Linked DNA regions of Homo sapiens: region 2 is linked to region 1. Evidence: chromatin loops called from intact Hi-C (ENCODE). Cell type or tissue: GM12878. All regions are shown on one strand. Links, peaks and the distances in the headings refer to the core of each region. The heading gives the core; the rest is flanking DNA.

Evidence for each region. A loop is a pair of places that touch in the nucleus more often than their neighbours do. Peaks named below come from ENCODE experiments on the same cell type or tissue, not always from the same donor. Only the 100,000 strongest peaks of a DNase experiment are listed, where the experiment ranks them.
Region 2: it touches region 1 in a loop (2.3-fold over the local background); 4 of 110 quality-filtered maps call a loop at or near these places.

The regions. Positions count from the first base shown.
Region 1 is chr4:77,955,536-77,963,745 of GRCh38, reverse strand. It overlaps the pseudogene LOC100128297. Among named protein-coding and RNA genes, the nearest start is that of MRPL1, 97 kb to the right of the region's middle. In GM12878, for the core only: a CTCF peak has its summit at 3,977 (motif pointing left); a DNase peak (open chromatin) is centred at 3,955.
Region 2 is chr4:78,919,792-78,928,001 of GRCh38, reverse strand. It overlaps PAQR3 (progestin and adipoQ receptor family member 3), which reads left to right. Exons shown (of 6, transcript NM_001040202.2): 4 at 1,284-1,481; 5 at 4,055-4,145; 6 at 7,321-8,210. The coding sequence ends at 7,463. Among named protein-coding and RNA genes, the nearest start is that of PAQR3, 16 kb to the left of the region's middle. In GM12878, for the core only: a CTCF peak has its summit at 4,362 (motif pointing right); no DNase peak of the experiment used is centred there.

The sequences.
Region 1 (8,210 bases), core at 1,636-5,635:
AAAAACCAATTAGTAATTTTTTTTGCATCCAAAGAATATTTGCTATGTATGTAAAAACACTTGGAGGGTGATGAAGTTAGTATTATGAATTCAATACAATGTAGTTAGTGATTTCATAGAACTGTAGGAGAAGACATTTAATAAAAATTCAAGTAATTAATGGGTCTAAGTTTTGTTGCCTCCTCCTATCACTGCTACTAATTCCTCCCAAATAGTCATCAAAGGTAGTGACCTAGTATAGTGGCATCTGTTGGTTTTGCCTGCCCAACACCCAGTAGCCCCTTTTTTTGGTAAAGTCACTTCAATATTTCTTTGGGGAATTTCTTCTACCCTACCACATGCACTTTGGTGAGATTATCAATTCTGCCTTCTTCTGACCAAGAAGTGGGCATGTAAACCAAACTAGGCCAAGCAGATTCTCTCCCCTTAGAATTTAAATCTTGAGTGACACAAGGTCAGAAAACAGAAATAATTCACCTTGACAGTAGCTCTCTGAGGAGGCTGTTCATTGGTTTCTGTGACATAGATCTCTTACGCTGCCCTGCTGCTTCCTGTCCTTTTCAAGTTACAGTTGTGTGGCTTTTCCTTTGATTCTGTGACCCACTCTATATCCTTAAAATACATGACTCTCATTAAGTCAGTCAATTTCTGTTGACTGTAGTTGACGAACACTGATACAGCTGGATATAAATACACTCAATAAAAAGGTCACTATTATGCAAGAGAGTCCATAGCATTTAAGTTTTGCCTTACTTTGTGCCAGAATTTGCTTCTTTATAAAGTCTATGTTAGTCCTGCCTAGCTCTACTTCCAGAGCTTCATAGTGTACATATATTCTATCCTTTAAATGGCACATGTTTGAAAACTACTATCATTTTTCCCCATATGCTTTCTCAGCAAAATAACTCATTTTCTCATTTAAAACATATATGACTACTACACACCCACTAAAATAGCTGAAAGAACAGACAGTTCCAAGCGTCAACAAGGATGTGGAGAATCTGGAACACTCATGCATTGCTGGAGGGAATGTAAATGGCATAGCCACTTTGGAAAATAGTTTGGCAATTTATATAATTTATAAACGTACTTAATATTTTCAATGGGTTTTAAAAATAAATGTAATTACCTATTGTAATGTCATCTTAGGAAACAATTTCATGAAATCATGGCCTTTATGTTAGTTATCTTATCCTACAATGCATTAAAGATATACTTAATTATTAATTTAAAATGTGATTTACTTATAATCTAAATTAATTCCTTGTACCACGAATGGTACAACTCCTCAGAGTTTTCTGAATACATATATTGATTGCCCTTTGGGAAACACCAGGTTTTTGTCTTTAAATTAAAATTTTGAATAAAATAATTTTCATTAAAGCAATAACCAACTTTGAAAGCAGTATTATAAAGTTTTACAAGCCAACCCATCAGAGAAATGCAAATCAAAACCACAACAAGATACCATCTCACACCAGTTAGAATGACAATCATTAAAAAGTCAGGAAACAACAGGTGCTGGAGAAAATAGGAACACTTTTACACTGTCGGTGGGACTGTAAACTACTTCAACCATTGTGGAAGACAGTGTGGCGATTCCTCAAGGATCTAGAACTAGAAATACCATTTGACCCAGCCATCCCATTACTGGGTATATACCCAAAGGATTATAAATCATGCTGCTATAAAGACACATGCACACATATATTTATTGCGGCACTATTCACAATAGCAAAGACTTGGAACCAACCCAAATGTCCATCAGTGGTAGACTGGATTAAGAAAATGTGGCACATATACACCATGGAATACTATGCAGCCATAAAAAATGATGAGTTCATGTCCTTTGTAGGGACATGTATGAAGTTGGAAACCATCATTCTCAGCAAACTATCTCAAGGACAGAAAACCAAACACCACATGTTCTCACTCATAGGTGGGAACTGAACAATGAGAACACTTGGACACAGGTTGGGGAACATCACACACTGGGGCCTGTTGTGGGGTGGGGGGAGGGGGGAGGGATAGCATTAGGAGATATACCTAATGTAAATGACGAGTTAATGGGTGCAGCACACCGACATAGCACGTGTATACATATGTAACAACCTGCACGTTGTGCACATGTACTCTAAAACTAAAAGTATAATTAAAAAAAAAAAGTTTTACAGGCCAAGTACGGTGTCTTACATCTGCAATCCCAGTACTTTGGGAGGCCGAGGCAGGAGGATTACCTGAAGCCAGGAATTTTAGACCAGCCTGGACAACATAGCGAGACCCTACCTCTACAAAAAAAATTAATTAGCCAATCATGGTGGCATGCTCCCGTAGTCCCAGCTACTCAGGAGGCTGAGGTGGAATGATTGCTAGAGCCCAGGAGTTTGAGCTGCAGTAAGCTGTGATCGTACTACCACACTCCCGCCTAGGCAACAGAGCAAGACCCTATCCCCACCCAAAAAAAAAGAAGAAAGGAAAAAATAAAGTTTTAGGTAGCATATAATGAGATATAGAAAGTGTTAGGCCTTTTATTCATTTAGCAAATACTTCGAGTTTTTTTTTTTTTTTGGTTGGCTTTTTATCAATGGGAAGTGACTGAAGAGTCAGAGATGTGGAAAACCTCCAGAACCGGGATGTCTCCCTTCTACTCTATGTCCGACATAAACATGCAATTTCAGGGAAGAGGGAGACCTCCACATAGGAAGGAGAAAAAGGAAATATAACAAAATGTTAAGTGGTTGTTTTAGGAATTCTGGGTCATTGAGTTCTTTCTTTAAATTCTTAATTATGTTGATTTCTCTACTTGCCAAAATGTAATATGCTTCCATTTGTTTTAGATAAAAACCATACAGTAAAACTTTTTGTTCTTTTGGATACCTTGGATAAAAAGATATACAAATATACCTTCCATTGTTGATAAGAATACATTTCTAATTGTATATTTTTATTCAAAAATAAAAATTCAGCCAAGCCCCGGAGCTTGTGCCTGTAATTCCAGCACTTTGGGTGGCTGATGCGGGCAGATAGCTTGAGCCTAGGAATTCGAGACCAGCCTGGGCAACATAGTGAGACCCCCATCTCTACAAAAAATAAAACAGCCAAGCATGGTGAGCACCATGGCATGTACCTGTGGTCCCAGCTACTCAGAAGGCTGAGGTGAGAGGATCACTTGAGCCCAGGAGGCCAAGGCTGCAGGGAGCGTGATCGCACCACTGCACTCCAGCTGGTGCTGGATGACACAGCAAAACCTTGTCTCAAAAAAATAGTAACATTTTTAAAGTAAAAAACAAAAATTTAATTGAAGATATCAATTTTTATTTTAAAAATATTGATATTTACATGCAACCTTTTGTGACTAATTATGCTGCTGCCTCGTTTTGAGAACTACAGTTCTCAAAGCACTAGAAAAGGTGTTTGGCTCGTTATTATGTGAAAAATATAATCCAAACAAAACAAACAAAAACTAACGGTACTCAATGGCTAGAGTAAAACACAAAAACAATGGGTTCTGAAATAATGCACCTAAAATCTTCTTGTAATTATAGCTTGACAATTTTTAAAGCTCTATAGGTTCAGTAACATGATATGTGGGATTTGCTTGTAAGTTCTGCAGAAGGGATGACGACAAGCTGGGGGCTGGGTACATGGAAGGGACAGGTAAAATGGGAATAATAGCAGAACATTGATCATTGCTGAAGCTGAATGGGTATTCATTATTGTATTTTCTTCATATTTGAAAAATTCTATACTAAAAGTTTTAAAAAGAATTTTTACAAACCTCTAAATACGCATGATCACAGAAACAGAAAGCAACCTCTGTTATATTCCCAAAATAGAATGAAATAAACAAACAAAAAATTCACTCTGAAATAAAGCTCCAGGTGGCCTATAAAGTGTTTTGTGTTTTCTATTTGTACAGGCAAGTGAGAAAACAATTATTGACCAGTAAGTACGCAACTGTTTTTAAGTTGTATGAAAGGCTGTTATCGCCACCTACTGGACTCTGTTATTGACTACTTGCTGTAAAAAATTAAGATTTTTTTAAAACCAACAATCATTATTTAACAGGTCCCCCCATCCCATCTTAAGCATCTAGTTAACAAAACAGTATAAATAAAACCATCAAATTTATGTTCTTGTTTTTATATTAGTAATGCTAATTAATGTTATGTTACATCACTTCTTAGTGTGAAATGCCCCCTGCTAAAAAGGTATATATCATAAAATTTGGGTTTGAAAGTACATTGATGATCATCCTATGATGTTCTTGTTTTACAGAAGATCACAGAACTTGAATTGTTTTCCCATAGGGTAAGAACCCAGAATTTAAATTATTTACACATAGGGATAGTCCAGAAAGTTATAAACTAGTCCTGGCTCTTAAGTTCAGTGCATTATTTTTTTTTCATTTGTCTTTTAAAATCTAGACCTATATTGCAAATTTTATATCTTTTATAACTTGGCTAATTGCACACACCAGTGATTCTCCACTCTGGTGCATCAGAATGACTTGTGAAAGTTTTAAAATAAAGCTGGCACCAAAGCCAGAGATTTTTATATCCAGCCAGGGTTAAAAGAACTATTAGTAGATACCAGTGGTTCTCAAAGTGTGGTCCCTGGACAAGCATCACCATCATCATCATCATCATCATCATCATCATCATCATCATCATCATCTCGCCATCACCTGGTTAGAAATGCAAATGTTCACAGTCCACCCCAGAGTACTGGGTGGGGGGCTGTAATTTGTGTTTTGCAAGCCTCCAAGTAATTTGGATACAAGCTAAAGTTTGAGAATCACTATTATTTACTACAAAACCGGTAAATTTCTACTCTTTTACATACAAGAATTAATTTAACTGTAGTAGAGCCCTCTGGCTGTGCGTGTCTGAGGATCAGCCTCCGGGGGCTGGACAGTTTGCTGAGCCCCTTAGTGTCCCCTGGCGCTAAGACTCACACAGCGGTCACGTCCAGCTACCTGCGTCCTCCAAGGTGCCTCTGTTCATCAGGAATGGAGCCAGTAACAGCAGGTTCAAAGATTTATGGCATGAATTTGGTCATTATGATCCTATAGTTGATGTGTATGTTCCACTTGATTTCTACACTCACTGTCCAAGAGGAGTTGCTTATGTTCAATTGGAAGATGTTCGTGATGCTGAAGATGCTTTACATAATTTGGACAGAAAGTGGATTTGTGGATGTCAAATGGAAACAGTTTGCACAGGGGGATTGGAAGACCCCAAATCAGATGAAAGCAAAGGAAGGTAGGAGTGTGTACAGTTCTTCACGCTATGATTATGACAGATATAGATGTTCTAGAAGCCAAAGTTATGAAAGAAGATCAAGAAGTCGGTCTTTTGCTTACATCTATAGAAGATCTTGTAGTCCTAGAAAGAGTGGATGGACTGGAAGACCATGGTGTAGCAGAAGCCATTCCAGCAATGATAGAGTCAAACACTGAAATCAGTCTTTTTCAAGATCTAAATCCAATTCAAGATCAAGGTCCAAGTCCCAGCCCAAGAAAGAAATGAAGGCTAAATCGTGTTCTAGGTCTGCATCGCATGCCAAAACTAGAGGCACCTCTAAAACAGATTCCAAAACATATTACAAGTCTTGCTCAAGACATAAAAAGGAATCAAGGAAAAAAGAACCGCCTTGTTCCAAATCCCAGTCAAGGTCACAGTCTAGGCCTAGGTCAAAATCTAGATCAAGATCTTGGACTAGTCCTAAATCCAGTGGCTACTGATAGTATAAACCATGATCATTTTTAGGCACGTATCGTTCATTCGCTCATAGATTGGCTTAAATTATCAGGAATACAATGTTTAACAAACACTTGTTAGTTTTCCCTGTACCAGGCAATGGTTATATTAAAATGACATGCTGTTGAGAAGCCACTCTTGAGTCCAGTTTGTTTAGTGCTATGGGCAGCTACCAATTTGTTGTGTCTGTGTATATTTTTGTAAAGATTCTCGTTTTTATGCTTGAAGTATTTGGTGAAAAGATGTTGGTTAACCATAATTTGCAACATTGTCTTACTAAACTTTCATATTAATATTTGGTAGAACTGTTAACCTAGGAAGGAGTAAGATAGAGTGTTACAAAAGTGAAGTTGTGGCCACAGTACAACACTGACTGCTCAGACACATTTAGGTTCAGTGTGGACCTTTATGTCTTATCAAGATGTCTAGGCCCTTGATAATAGTTTATGATGCAATGTGGATTAGTTCTTTTGTTAACTCCACCGTCTTGGGGAATAATGCCAACTGAGTTATGTAGTATTTTCAAGGAGATTAAGTTTTTGACTGAAACATGGAGCCTTTGCTTTTTTTCTGATTTCTATAGACTTGGAACAAAAAAACATCAGAAAGACTCACCTTAAAATTTGAGGGGGTCAATGATGGCAGAAACAATTTTAAGGGGAAAAGAATGTTCTTATGTGGTTATTCTAAAATTTAAGAAGTACTGTTGACCATAACATTGCTTAGTTTTCTTACTGCCCTTAGAAACGAGTGAATTGTTTCAAAGTAGGCTATGTGTCGGGGGCGGGTGTATAGTGTAAAATAACTGAAATGTTGATGCTTACAGCACTTGGTCTATACATTCGTATCAAAATTTGCCTGCTTCTTTATGTGGGAGGCTTGCTTTTCGCACCTCAGTTTATTTAATGTGAGGCAAGTTCAAAAACAACACATTCATTCTAGGTGATTCTGTGGTGCCATGAAATTTAAAATGATTTTGGAAAAAAAGATTAGTCAGTTTTAAGCATGAGTCACATCTTTTGAATTTTTGACTACCAGTGTAGTACCTGACTAAAAATAAAGAAATAATACCCTTTACCATTTATAATTTCTAGTACTCCTCTGAAAGATTGTTTTGGGGACAAAAGTGACTTGACATGTCTAATCTCATATTGCATAAAAAGCTAGCACCTTTTAAAATCTCAGATTGCTTGCTTAAAGATATAAGTAAGAATTATGGAGAAGCAATTCCTTTAAGAGGATTACTTATTTCAGTTGTTTTTAGTAATCTAGGCTTTGTCTGTAGAGAACAAAACGATGGCAGTAAGCTGAGATAGCTCAATTGGGAGAGTATTAGACTGAGAACAAAACGATGATTTTTAAATACTACATGCTAAGTGCTTAAGGGGTTGATTGTAGGACCTTTGTATATTTGATAGTATTTCTTCCATTTCTTTAGTGTTTGCAGTTAATGTTCTGTTCTGCTACGCAATCATTTATATGCATGTTTTTTTATTTTTTAAAGATTTTCCTGGATGTATAAACAACAAAAAGTGTATTTAAAACTGTAGCAGTAGTTTGCAGTTCTAGCGGAGAGGAAAGTTGTAGGGCTAAACTTTCTACTTTTTTTCTTGTAGAAGCTTCTAAAAAGGCATTTTATAGTTCTCTTTAACAAATATTGTGTACAGCTTTTAAAACATCAATATTTGGATCAAAGCAAGACCCAGCTTATTTTCTGCTTGTTGTAAATTAAGCAAACAGAAATAAAAAACTTTATTTTATGAAGGAAAATTTTTCTTCATTTTGCTATAATAAAAACAAAATGAAGAAAAAAGATTTGATTTACTGTTCTCTAAGAAAAAAAGAGATTTAAATTTAGTAATATAGTGTGATTTTACTCTTTTTCCAGAAGCATACACTGAACAAAGCTCTAGTTAGCCAATAGGAAAAATGCTCTAATGGAAGAGTGGAGAGTAATTTATTCATAGGCCAGTTAATAAGACCCTGGAATGTTCCTGCCTAGAGCAAATTTTCCAACCATATTTCCTTATTCTGGCTTGTTCTGCTCAGTAAGTTACCTTTCTAAGACATAATAAGGTCTTTTAGTCACATCAGACCTTTTGACCCAGGAATGCCACTTCTAAAAATTAGAAAATAAATTACGCTCCAAGGATTTCTCCAAAGCACTGTAAATAATGGGGGGAAGGGGATCCTGGAGTTAGTTAAATGTACAACAATTGAGGAATGAGTCCATAAAATAGAACATCAACAGGATGGAATATTGTTCAACCATTAAAATGATGCTTTTCATATGGCATTTTAAATATAGGAAATGCTTACTTTATAACATGTACACACACAGATACATACACACTCACAACTGAAGACAACAAAGTACTAAAATATTAATGCTGGTTATCCTTGAGTAATAGATTATGAGTGATTTTAAAAATATTTAATCAGTATTTT
Region 2 (8,210 bases), core at 2,708-6,707, 960 kb before region 1:
TCATTTTCAAACACTCAGTTGCTGTAGACCTATAAAAGACTCGTTTTACCTTTTAAGGAACACAGCTGCTTTCAGAATGAGATTGGAAACTGTGGACCCTAGATCCAGTAGAATGCACTTTTGCGCACACCCTAAACAGTCTGACATTTGATTTCAGAAAGTTAATAGCCCCAAAGAAGTCCTTGGAGCCCAGATTAAGAACTCTTGTCTTACGTGACTTTTGACTTTAAGACCAGCTAACTGCTTATTTAAATACCTGCATATCCCATAAGCCCTTCAAACCTAAGCGAAGTGTGTGTTCTTTCATGCCCCTGTTCTCTTCCCCCATCACACACACAGCAAAACTGGAACATCTTTGTTCATTTGCTTCATTAATAGAAGCCATTTATGTGGCCTTTCAGGCCAAAAACAGTCAGGCTTTCCTCTACTGCCCTCTCACACAGCCAGTCAGCCATTAAGACTTAAGCTTATTTCAAAAATGCCTCCTAAATCTGGTGCTCACATCTACTTTATTCAACAGGAGTCCAAGCCCCCACTCTCTCTTTGAATAAACTAAACTAGTATCTTTCTAGCTGGTTTCCTGTCACCTATTTTCTGCACTGATGTCAGAGTTGTCTTTCTAATAAGTCTGTTTGAAAGACAGCCATGTCATCCTATTCTTAAAGAATTCTGTTATTCCTCCAGTGCCAGTGTGGTAAAGTTCAAAACATTTAGCCTAACAGTATGCCTTTTTAGCCTTTTTTCTCAAAACTTCCTGCTGCATTTGCTGTTCTCTTTCCTTGAGAGCTCTGTCTTCCCACAAAATCTTAGATGTCATCTCTGTGAAGCATTTTTTAGCTACCCCAAGTAAAGTTAATTGTTCCCTCTTCTGTGGTTCTACAATGTTCTGTTCCTCAATTACGGTATCTACCATAAGATTATAATCTTTTGTTCACATTCTGCCCCTCCCATAGTCTGTGAGCTGACTGCTGGGAGAGTCCATGTCATAGTCATCTTTGCTTTTATAGGACTTGAACTGTGCCTGGCAGATAATAGGTAATCAGAAAATGCTTTTGTATGAATAAATGTAGTATTTTACCAGCTCACTTTAGAATTTGGTTTGTCATTCTGACAAACCTAAAAGTTGTATGGAACATATTTTTTAATGAAGGGAGATAATCCTATTTTGAAATGCAAATACCAAGTAAATAGACTTTGGAATTTGTAGTGTAAAAGCCAAAATTACTTTTTCAGTTCCTTTATTGTTAATAACAGAATTAAAATGTGATTTCCTTTCATTCTAGTACTGGCGTCAGGTGTACTTGATCACAGTGCTTGCTATGATCCTGGCAGTGTTCTTTGCGCAGATTCATCCCAATTACCTCACGCAGCAATGGCAAAGGCTCCGTTCTATCATCTTTTGTTCTGTTTCGGGATATGGAGTGATTCCTACTCTTCACTGGGTTTGGCTCAATGGAGGAATTGGTGCTCCTATTGTACAGGTAGGTTGAGTGTAGTTAATATTTTTCTCTTTTTTTTTTTCCTTTCAATTTTATTCCTTTTGGGTAAAGTAGTATAATCAGGCCAAGTGGGTAGATGTTTGTCATTTGAGAACATATTTGTAATTGCATGTTGATGCCGTAATTTTCACAGCCATATAAATAAGCATACCTTGCAGAAGTCGAGGTAAAATCTGAATACTGATTTTCTCTGAGTTGTCTTTCTGTAAAAAAAAATACATTATTATTCTCTATTACCCTTAGTATATAAATACCCAAGTCCTTATTTGTGGAGGAGGACTCCAAAGTTTCTAGCTTTGTCTGCGGGATCAGTGATAATGCCAATGATAACGCAAGTATAGAAATAGGAGCAGTTGATCTTTTAGGGGGTGAAGGGAGGTTGGGAAGGATTTTTTTTGTTGGACCCGATGAGTGTGGGGTACCCATTGGATGTAAAGGTAGAGATAGGATCTGGGATTTCAGCCAGAGTTTGAGACTGGCAATAAAGATTTGGAAATCATCATTGTATTGGTAGCTGGAGCCAGGGAAGCATGTTCAATCCACCAAGGAGAATATATTGAGAAATAAAAGAAGAGCTATTTGTTAGAATCAGGTATTATGGGGGAACAGTTGATGTGCATTAGGAAGAGTCTCAGTGAGAACTCAGGATTCTTGAGAAAAGGATTAGAAATAAGACTTACATTTTTAGAGATCATTACAAAAATGCTGTACATATGCACTAGAGAGTAAACTTGAGAATTTTTAATACAAGTAAATAGGCCAAGAAATCTGACAGAAATCACATATACTCATTGCAATGGTACCTTTGTCTAGAATGTGTGACTTTAAAGGGGGGTTTCATTCAAAAGAATCAGATTTTATTAGAAGAGGAGGGACCATTAGTGGGCCTACATTTATTTGCATGAAGTTGGCAGCAGCATAGTAGAAAACAGTTGGGTGTACAGCTGAAAAGAAAGGAAGTTCTGTGACAGAGTGAATTGAGTGATATAATCTGGCTACTTGGCCAATGTGAGGACAAGGGTGATGATGTCTTCATAAATTAGGATATTGGGAGAAAGGTGAGACAGTAATGATGAGGGACATCAGGAATCCTCCTATCTGTGAAAACATCTTTCTGACAATTTTGATTCCTTTATAATAAGAAAATGAAATGGGGAACTGCCACTGTAGATAAATTCCAGCTGGAATAATTGGTTGTTGATACAGAAGTGACCAAAATTTCTAGATTTGATAAACACATTCCTTTTGAGCTTATAATGACAAAAAGAATAAGACCCATTAAGTCAGTGAATTTTAGAGAAATTAAGAAAAAGGGATTTTTTTTTTGTATTCAGAAATCTTAAAATGGAAAGATGGCTTAGATAGTAGTTTTCAAAGATGGAATCCTAATGTGATCACAGATCATTCCGGTGAGGAAGCAAAGGGAAACTTTCACAGAAATTCTTTGATAAGCTCTATTTTAAAAAGATGGAAAGACAGGCACTTTAACAAAGTTAAAAAGTTCTGGAAGGGTTAATCTTGGGAGGCAAGATCAAGTTGTGTTCTAGAATGTTTGAGAAATCTGAGTTTGATTAATCTAAAAAATATAGGAGTTAGGGAGGGCTATGATGATTCTCATATTTGAAGAGGAAGGAGAAATTTGTCTTTACATTTTATTTCTTTGAAACAGAGTCTCTCTCTATTGCCTTCAAACTCCTCGGCTCAAGCAGTCGTCCCACCTCAGCCTCCTAAGTAGTTAGGACTATAGGTGTGCACCACCATGCCCAGCTAATTAAAAAAAAAAAAAACAACTGTAGAGAGAGGTGTCTTACTATGTTACCCAGGCTAGTTTTGAACTCCTGTCTTCAGCTAATTAAAAAATAATAATAATTGTAGAGAGAGGGGTCTTACTGTGTTGCTCAGGCTAGTTTTGAACTCCTGTCATCAAGCGATCCTTCTGCCAAAGCCTCCCAAAGTGGTAGGATTACAGGCATGAGCCATGCACCAAGCCTGTCCTTATTTCTTAAATGAGTTCTTGCTAAATTAGGTTTATAACCAGTATTAGGAACAATATGTATAAGGATAGCTTGCTGGATTTTCTCAGGGCCAGGAAAGTCTTCTCAATACTGTGTCAGCAGTGAGACAAAGTGCTTCATATAGTAGTATTCAAGAGGACCATTTATCTGGGATATTGGAACAGATTTCTGTCTGGGGAGACCCCTTAGGTCTTTTCCAGCCATAAGTTCCTGGTCTTCAGTGTCTTTGCTTATTTACCTGCCAACTCCATTTCCATATGCATTCTACACATATACCTACATTGTAGATGGAGTTGGATGCCCTTAGGAACTTCAGCATGTTAAAGCTCTAGCCCCTTTAGGAGCCTGACCGTTAGAGCATTCTCTGTGCTCCATTCTTGCAGGCTGCTTCCTGCATGTGAGGACAAGGTTTCTATTATTGGAGACAGTCTGCAAAACAGTTCAGATTTAACAATCTTAAATCCCACTATTAGATTCATAATAAATTTAGAGTTCAGTAACAGTAGGAAGATCTGTAAAAAAACATGTTCTGCTTTTCAGGACTTTGCACCCCGTGTAATTGTGATGTATATGATTGCTCTTCTTGCTTTCCTATTCTACATTTCCAAAGTCCCAGAGCGGTACTTTCCAGGTAGGTATCTCTTTTATAGCAGTTTTGTATTGTTAGTCTAAATATATGCCCAAGGTATATGCATCAGAGCATCAAAACTTAGTTTCATTTTTTAATATTATTGATTATGGAAATGATTCCTCTCTTTCCAAATGTTACCTAAAACTTTCAAAGGGCTTTCACTTTTCCTTTCATCCTGATCATGTGAGTTGAGTCCAGTAGGTGGTGTTGTCACTGTTTTATGGTTATGAACTAGTGACAAAGCTGACATTAGACTTTGAGTCTTCTGACTCCCAAGCACTATTTCTTTTAAAAAGTAGAACACCGTCAACTACCATTTACTTCTCTATATGCCAGCTGGTTCTTTAAAAGTAATTTATATATGCAGAGATATATAAAGCAAGAAATAAGCAAAGGACAGTAAGAAAATGTAAATGACGAGTTAATGGGTGCAGCACACCAACATGTCACTTGTATACATATGTAACAAACCTGCACGTTGTGTACATGTACCCTAGAACTTAAAGTATAATAATAAAAAAAAAAGATAGTGAAAAGAAGTGAGGTGTAGGATCACTTCACAATATGTACATCGAAGGGGTCTATAAAAAAGATAAAGGTGACAAAGCTGGCTTTAGGCTTCCTGGCACCCAGCACTAGGAAGAAAATAGTGAAAGTTAAGAGTCTTTATGTTTCCAGAAAAAGTGAAAAGAAGTGAGATGTAGGATCACTTCACAATATGTACATCAAAAGGGTCTATAAAATAGATAATGGTGACAAAGCTGGCTTTAGGCTTCCTGGCACCCAGCACTAGGAAGAAAATAGTGAAAGTTAAGAGTCTTTGTGTTTCCAAGATACACAAGCCAATAGATTTTTTTGTTCTTCATTCCAAAGAAAATATTTTCAGATGGAAAATAACTAAGAGGACACTGGGTGGAGTGAACAACAGTCTCCAAAACCTGTATTTGCTTGTTTGAGAACTTTAGCTCTGGAGTCAGACTGCTTGGGTTCAAGACCCACATCAACCACTTTCTAGTTACGTGGGCTAAGTAAGTTACTTAAGTGCTCTCAGCTCCAGTTTTCCTATCTAAAACATGGAAATACTTTTTTTTCCCCCCAGGGTTAGGGTAAGGATTAGATGAGAAAATGCATGTAACACAGTTTAATGAGGGTTAGATGAGAAAATGCACATATCATGTAACCAAGTTTCTAGCAATTAGTAGGGACTGAATAAATGACAGCAATTATTACTATGTCCCCCAGCCCTGGTCTTATAAGTGAAATATGTGGTTTAGTAAGAGACAAAGTGATGCAAATCCAGGTAAGTTTTGGCATGGGTCAGAAATAACATTTAGAGTACATAAAACTGATGTTTTTTTTCAGTTTGGAGAGCTATGAGTCAGGGAGCAGTTTAAATCTAAACTGCAAATTTATCCCCTCTTCTTCCTGGGTTAAGAATCACTTCCACGGTGAATCAGAGAAGGGATTGTACCACTCGTCACGTGTGTTGGGAAAGAAGAAAGGGTGAGAAACCCTGGCCTAAACAATCCATCCCACAGATCCTCAGGCATTCCTTTGTGTACTTGGTTTTTCACCACTGAGCTTTAAATAAGAATGGAAATACAAGGGAAAACCTGCGTTGTAAACATGAGGATTTGGGAACAGATCTAGGACATGCCACTGAATTGAAGACCACCCATCTTCCAGGCAGGGCCAGAATTACAGAAAACAATTCTGGTAAAATATATTTTTGTATCACTTTATTAATAATTCTTTTTAAAATTCTGTATTTTCTTTATAGCAAGACAAGTAGAACACTAAACCATGAAAATTCTCTATGTGATTATGACCATAGTGGGTTTTAGGCCTTAAAATATTCAGATCAGGAGTTACCAATTGTTTAATATAGGACATATATAAACAATCAAACTTATTGTAACTTAACCTTCCCCAAGACACACTTGACATAAAATGTGCCCTATGTAGCAGAGCATATTGAGTTTGGGTACATGAGAGCAGTGGAGATATGGAAACTAAAAAATTAAGTCTTTCCAGTGAAAAGTGATAGTCTCAAATGTTCATATATAAATGCCTTAGAAACTATCTCTGGCAAGTCCTCATGTATGACCTGGCCACTGGGAAATAAAATAAATTTTAAACTAAAAGCTTTCATTCAGCTCAGGTTGAATGTTTAAAAATGTATACACAACACAGTGGCATTTGATGGGTCCAAGGGTCCCCAAGGTGTCCATGGATAGAATTGAGTGGATCTCTGATAGTTGTATTAGATAATCAATATTTGTTGTAATCCTCTGTGTTTTGTTTTTTAAAAAAATGGGTCTGTAGGCTTCACTAGACTGCCAGAGGCGTCCATGGTACAAAAAAGGCTAAGAATCTTATTGATATACACTTTAAAATCTATGTACTGTACTGATTGGTAAGAAAAAAGAGAGGTTAGAGAATATTTACATTATATGACCATAGAAGCACCATGAGTATGTTATTTACATTGAAATTATTATAGCTCTGTATTTTATTTACTGAGAGAGATCAAGAAGTTTTCCGTATGTTAATTGTTTAATCTTCTCAGAATTTAACATTTGACCACAAAGAGATTAAATTGTTCTCTTAAGTTGTATATGAACTAAACAACCTTAGTTAATTAATCCATTACTAATTACATCCTGCAGATTATTCCATTAGTTAGAGAGCACAGAATTCAGGTCAGCACTTTTTCTTTGCACACCTGCTTGAAATAAAAAGTGCTTCTAATAGGTTTATATCTAAACCCAGCAGTATATCTCCTTCTCGCGGATTTATACCTAAATCACACCATGATTTTTAACATCTGGTTTCTTTTGCCTCTCTCAATAATTTTTTGTTGTTGTTCATTCCATCAAATGTGAGTTGAGATGTGGGAGGCATAAGGTCAAATTCCTGAAATTAAGTTAGATTTTGAAAACACACTTGGAATAGCATTTCTAAAGTTTACCTGTGTACTTAATAAATAAAACCTTAAAATTAGACCCAAATATGAATTGATCCATTTCTAAAAACGTTTGGAGCTTCCAGTTAGTCTCTAGGCACTCTGAGACTATGAAAATTTTTCTGCTAAGCTATACTTCCAAGAAATATATTTTTCCTTTAATGTCAACATATTGAAATCATTATCATTTTCTTTCTACCTTCTTTCCAGGACAACTAAACTACCTCGGATCAAGCCACCAAATATGGCATATCCTTGCAGTAGTGATGTTATATTGGTGGCATCAGTCAACAGTGTATGTCATGCAGTACAGACATAGCAAGCCTTGTCCTGACTATGTTTCACATTTGTGAATTAGGTATGGCCACCTGGTGAATTCAGTTGTTAAGCAATATATAATGGGGAATTGTATACCCCACTATTTCTAAGATTCCCATTAGTTTTCCCTTTTTCCTTTTTAATATGAGTAATGCTTTATAAAAATGGGAAAAAAAGTATACTTAAGGATCTGTAGTAATAACTGCTTTACAAAATCCTTAAAACTACTAATTTGCTGCTTGTACAGAAAGTGAAAATTAGTTGGCAATCATAAGAAACATCTGAATAACAACGATGAATGGGAAACTAGTGTTGAAATAGGATTCATTTTACTTAGCACCAGCTTAATTTCCTTAGGAAGGGCTCATGTCCATTAGAAAATGGAGTCATCTTATGTGCTTAATTATTTTCAGTTAATTGTCAAGTTTAAGTGCCTAATCAAGGCAAGTGTTGTTTCAGCCTATGCTTAATGCAAGCTAGGATAGTGATTTTAAATAATCACTAAAATCACTAGATTTAAATAATCACTAAAATGATTTGTGAGAAACTGGCACTTCAGATATTATATCCTTTAGCTATAGGTTCTTCTCTCCCTAAGAACATTAGATATTTTAGTTTTCCAGAACAAAAGCTTTAAACTTCTGCAGTAAGTTGAGAGAAGGGTTGAGAAGAGGAAAAGAACTTCTCATTTTCTATCAGATAAGAATCACATTAGAAACTAAGTACAAGATTAGACAACAAATTATGTGGTCAAATAATATAGTCATTAGCCACCTAAACAT